Linked DNA regions of Mus musculus: region 1 is linked to region 2. The links are chromatin loops, found by intact Hi-C in ENCODE. Cell type or tissue: gastrocnemius. All regions are shown on one strand. Each heading gives the region's core, and the rest is flanking DNA. Links, peaks and the distances in the headings are about the cores only.

Region 1 (2,917 bases), core at 109-2,608, 100 kb before region 2:
TATAAACATATTACATGTAATACCATAAATATATACCATGTAATACCATAAGCATATATCATGCAATAACATAAACATATACCATGCACTAACATAAACATATGCCATGTAATAGCATAAACATATACCATGCAATAAGTCCATGCAGACTTTCATACTCATTGAATCATGTAGGAAGAAAAGCTCTTTCTGCTATTACAATACTTAGAAGATCTATGTTATTTCAAAAATTAAATTGTCCCTTTATTTATTTATTCAGGCCTTTCAGGTCACTAGGGAATAAAAATGAAGTCATGTGTCAGGGTGGTTCTGGGTGGGACATGTGCCAGTCTGGGGTTCAGGATGGCTCTGGACTGGAGGCTGTGTGCTCTTTGGGGAGGCAGAGAGGCTCACACTTGCCCCCAGCATTCCAACATCTGAACATGAAGTTCTTGGCTCCTGGAGCAGCCGACCGATTAGCAGAGCCTCATGTGACCCACGGAGGACATTTTAATTACAGTCGGTCTGGTAACATTTACCCAGCCGAAGGTGTCTGGTTCGTTAAGTACCCCCCCCCCAGAAGCTGAATCTAAGAAACATATGCCAGACTGGCCTTCGGCCTGTGAAAGATAGGCAGGGCATCTGATCAAAATAGACATGATGACAAGCCCTCAGATTCATTTCATCTAGGGACAATCTCCTCGGGTTCTGTAATGACACCAAAATAAACTGCCCTAGGTTGAGAGGAACCGATACATTGTGTAAAAACCTACAGAGACACAGCTGTGCAGCCACCCCTGTACCCGACTCCAGTTTTCATATCTGCAACACGGTGAAACAGAAAATCCTTCCTGATCTTCGGCTTCAACCCACGGCAGACGGAGTGAGGATAAAATCAACCCTTCGCACCTAGCAGTGTTCAGTCCCTGGTACTTAGCCAGCCGCCCTAACGTTAACAAGCTTAGTTCTGGGAAGTACCTTCTGGACCAAAAGATAAGACCGCTCGTCCCCGGCAAATCGCATTTTCTCAAATATTTTTGCCCAAAGCTGAGGTGTAAGCCTTCTAATAGAATTATGCAAATTTTGTCCTAACTCTGAATGTTTTAAGAAGGAAACATCACTTTGAAGCGTCACAGATACGCGGGCCTGACACTGCAAAAGCAAGCTGGGGACTACAGTCAGTGATGGAGACAGGGATGATACCGGAGGCAGGACCTCCTGAATCTCTGAGGTGGTTATGTTTTGCACAGACTTCAAGCACCTCCTGCCTCGGAAGGTCAGTCTGACTGTGGATGTGAGGATGGAATTGCTGACTGGACATTAGGGGATTATCTGCTTGGCAGAACAGAGCCCGGTTCCAGTGCATCTTGCTCCTGATTTGAACTGGCTGGCGGAGCGCAGACATCCCAAGCACAAGGTTGGATGGTGAACATGGACAGCCAAGCAAGGCTTTTGTAGCTCCTAAAAGCAGATATGGTTGCTTGGGAAATAATTTTACGAGAGGCGTATTCCTTTATGTGATCTGGAAAGATGACTATAAAGAATGTGTCCAGTCTAATACATGCTTAACATTTCAGACTAGGCTACCATGCCTTTTTAAAATGTCCACACATGGAAGGTAGGTCAGCTATACTATGGGAAAGCACACAAATTGTTCTCACTCTTTGATTCTTGACCCCTTCACACACGTATGAACAAAAGCATTTATTTGAAATAGTGTGTGCCACAAAGCACTGTCAGATTGTGAACTCATACCTAAGTGGCCAATGAAAGCTGTGATCTTATTGGACGAAGCCTGAATGGCAACCCCAACCAAAACATAGTTTCCTGTTAGGAATTTCTTGAACTTGAAAGACAGAACAAAAGCAGAGGTGTTCCCAGTTGTCCTGTGAGCTGGGTTTCTCCTTGGGTTGTGTGTTTCTATCATTGTTGCCCTTCCAGGTGAATATAGTCTCTTTCAAAAGACAGTGGCTATACAAGGCAGAGAGGTCAAGGGGAGATGGGGTGTAGGCAGAGATGCTTGTCAAGCCTTTGCCTGTATCCCAGTTGACCTGATCTTTACTGCTGGCATTCTGTCCCTGAAAGACTTCAGTGAAAATACTCCTGTATATTAAAAAAACAAAAACGAAAAGCCACTCAACACAGCAACCTCCCTGAAAGGCCCAGGTTCTTCCCTCTCAGCCTGTGCCTTCTCTCTCTTGGCACTGCCCTGTCATGTACCCTTTGGAAGCAGCCACTTGACTGGCCGCTGTGAAGAGTGCTGCTAGCCCCAAACTTGTTTGCTCCCATCCGCCAATGCTATGTGCACTCTCAGCTAGCACAGCTGCCAAGAGGCTCAAGTTGGGAACACTAGCTGTCTCAAATATGTGATTCGGATTTCAAAACCAAGTCCTGTGCTCCTGGCACTCACAAGCTTCCAAGAAACTAGGGGCTTTGCTGTCACTGTCTTTACTGCAAGACAGTTTCTTTTGCAAGTTGCTTGTTATTTACTGGCATTAAAATCTGACATCTGGAGGTCATCGGAAATTGAAGAGTTGCTTTCCTGATTTATTTATTTTTATTGTTGGTCCAATCCAATCAGAAGGCACCTCTCCACAGCCTGTTACACAGTTTGTACCACTTTTGCTCCTGGGAGTTGTTCAGTGTTATTCAGAGGGAGTAACATTGGCATGAGCAAAGTGGAACCCATTTCTTCACTGATCGGCATGGATGGTACTCTTTTTATCAACTCTTGCCAAGGCCGTAGTTCGTAAGTAATTAGCTGGCTTAGGTGAAGCTCAAACTTAGCAAGTATCTTTCTTTAAGAAAGTATTTTACATGAGCAGGAAAAAGAAGATGAAAAAAACTAAACCAAACCCAGGACACACCTGCCAAATTAATTCTGACCCCAGCGGTAATGTACTCTTCATTGATGATAGGATTTAGGGGTGGGGGTGGG
Region 2 (2,917 bases), core at 328-2,827:
AAAATTTCAAGGATAAGGAATGGTCTCTGCCACAGAAAGTGTCTTCATACTAACTGAGCAGGTAAAAACCAAGGTTTTTGTCCTCTTGTCTAAACCTACATTAAGCCCCACCTACAAGTACTTGCCAATAGGTACAAGGAAACCAGAAAGAACTCGGCTTGACTTCGACACCAGTAAAGGCGTTGTCAAGGATATCAGATTTGAGCTGCTTAAAAGGACTGGCTGAAGGGCCAAGACTGGGTGCTGTGGTGTGAAGACCTCAGGACCAAGAATCAAGGGCAGGGGCAGGGTAGTACGTCTGTGTTGGGAGAGTAAATATGACTGCCATCTTGACAGGAGAAGGTTCCAGATCTACATATAGGTAATAAGGAGCAGTGGCCCACAGGCATTCATTTTTTATGTATTTATTTATGTTGGCTGCTTTAAATAAAGTCTCATCCAACCCAGGTTGTTATATAACTAATGATGACCTTGAACTTGTCCCTCCTTCTTCTGCTTCAAACGTTGGGGTACCAGGTGTAGGGGGGGTGGCACTGTGTGACCATGGTGTTCTGGATGCTTTGGGTAGTACTTACAGCCACGAATGGTGATAACTTCCTGTCCTCCAGCACTTGGGAGGTAGAAGGAGAAGGATCAAAAGCCCAAGGTTAGCCTAGCCTGCTTTGTGAGTTTGATACCAGTCTAGCCTATTTACTACCTTCTCTCAAAATCCAAACAACAACAACAACAACCAACTGAAAAAGTAAAAATACTTCTTAGGGCTAGCAAGGGATCTGTTGGCATGGTTTCGTAATAGTTAAAGTATGGCGATAGGGATCACCAGGCTAGCATGGCAGGTGTGAGGATGGCTAAATTGCTGATAAAGTGGACGGAAGCAGTGTGCCAAAGACCAGAGTCATTTATTTCTGGGGTTAAGCAGAGAGTGTGTAGTATACTGTTTACATGGCTGGCGAAGCCCAAGCAAGATCAGAGATGGTGGAAGTGGAGGTTTGGGGAGGAAGACTGAGATCAAATAGATCTCAAACAGAAAGTCAGCAAGCCTGGAGTCCCTCAAAAAGTCAAGTTTGAAAGCATGTATTTCAAAACCAGAAGCATATAAATATAGCTTAGAGCCACGAGTCATATAGGATTACATGAACAGTGAGTTTAGACTGAAAACAGCATTGATTAAAGCCGGCTGCTGAGAAAGTCAACTCACATATGCAAGAGTGGAGCCCCTGAAATGGCTCAGTGAAAGGAAGCGCTTGTGGCTGAGCCTGACCTCCTAAGGTCCAGCCCTGGGATCCACATGATGGGAAGAAAGAACCACTTTCCCCAAGTCCTCTGATCTTCTCACAAAACCCATAAGTGAGTGCACGCACATATGCACGCGTATACTAAATAAATAATGCTATTTTTTCTTTTTCTTTTTTTTCTTTTAGAAAGGAGTATAGAAAGAAAAGAGAATAGATTGACCAGGAAGGATGAGGGAAACAGGAGTGTGGACTTTCTGAAGCCGTAATAAATAAAATATATTCAAGAAAGCAAGAGTCAGCCACTAAGTCCATTGAGAGAGTGAATAAGGAGAGGTGAGCCTGGCCAGGAGTTTGCTGGCAACAACAGAATGAACGGGAGGGAAAGGGCCTGATCAGAGTGGCGTGAGATGATACACTGGCACATGCCCGTAGTGCCATCCCTTGAGAGGTGGGGGCAGGGAGGATGAGGAATTCAAGGACATTCTGTGCGAGAGTGAGACCCTTATCTCAAGAAAAATATCAACCGATGAAGCGTGGCACGGCGTCCTGACCCTAAAGGAAGGGTGATTGTGAGGACAGCCTGGGCTGCCTGACACCAAAGGTAGGGTAATAATGAGTGCTTGTTTTGGGTCTCCATTCTTGTTGACTCTCAGGCCATGGAGTACCATGAAGTGAACCCAGAGAGATGACGTTAAATTCCTGCATGATTATCCGAAGGTGGATTCACCGTAAAGAATGTGTTAAGCACACCAGGTCTAAAGATGAATAGGATCACCACCAAGGTCATCATAGACACTACCTATTTTCACCATAAAAATTAAATATTAAAACTGCTCACCAAAAGGATGGAGTATGTGGCACAGTCTCGATCTGATTTTGTAGATCCTGTAAAAGAAATGGAGACATTAGAAGAATTGTCATGAATATACAGACAGGTATTGTTTGTGGTTAGGAAACACATGAGAGTCCTTTATTCTTATCATAGCTGGGGGAGCCTTACCTGCCCTGTCTGGCATGCCAGCAATTCACGAGGAGGCCTGGGAGGCCTTACTCATTGTTTGTCCCTTTTAAAAGCCTGATATAGCTCTTTTTGTTTGGCGTGACCAATCATTCTATTCTGTGGCTGCACTTCGCTGCTCGGCTATTTAAAAATCTCTTAAATAACCAAACCGTAGCCTTTTTCTATTTAACGGTCAAGATCAATTAAATGTCCTTCAGAGTTACTTCCAGAGACTTGGGAGAAGCCTGTGGTCTTTACCAGTTTATCAGCTGAGATGGCTCGAGGTCTCCCTGAGCACGGTGCTCCCCGTGGGAACCTCCCTCCTCCGAGCTTTTTGTTTTCTGCTGATTGTGAATCCTGCTGGGCATGGAGGGTTACTTCTTACTTGACAAATCTAAATAGAGAATAGGAGTTAGTTCTCCTTGCACTGATCTCTTCAAACGACTCACCAACTTGACCGTGTTCTACACAGACCAGGTGCTGAGCCTGGTAACTCAGAAAAACAGCTGAGCCTGCGTTTTGTTTTGTGAGGCAGTTGTATACTCTTATTGACTCTCACAAGAACTCAGAGCAAGCAGATGCCAAAAAAAAAAACAAAAAAAAAAAAACACAGAGTGACTTGCTCAAAATCACATAGAAATATAGATATGCTTATTTGACCCTGGCAAGAATGCAGCAGAAT

Evidence for each region. A loop is a pair of places that touch in the nucleus more often than their neighbours do. Peaks named below come from ENCODE experiments on the same cell type or tissue, not always from the same donor. Only the 100,000 strongest peaks of a DNase experiment are listed, where the experiment ranks them.
Region 1: a loop joins it to region 2, with 2.7 times the contacts of the local background. A loop is called at or near these places in 1 of 42 quality-filtered maps.

What each region holds. Positions count from the first base shown.
Region 1 is chr10:21,741,256-21,744,172 of GRCm38, forward strand. No RefSeq gene overlaps it. Among named protein-coding and RNA genes, the nearest start is that of Gm5420, 52 kb to the left of the region's middle. In gastrocnemius, for the core only: no CTCF peak of the experiment used is centred there; no DNase peak of the experiment used is centred there; H3K4me3 peaks cover 1,554 bases; H3K27ac peaks cover 2,500 bases.
Region 2 is chr10:21,842,353-21,845,269 of GRCm38, forward strand. Platr6 (a long non-coding RNA gene) reads right to left here. Exons shown (of 5, transcript XR_001779731.1): 2 at 2,494-2,629; 3 at 2,074-2,120. Among named protein-coding and RNA genes, the nearest start is that of Platr6, 14 kb to the right of the region's middle. In gastrocnemius, for the core only: no CTCF peak of the experiment used is centred there; a DNase peak (open chromatin) is centred at 1,712.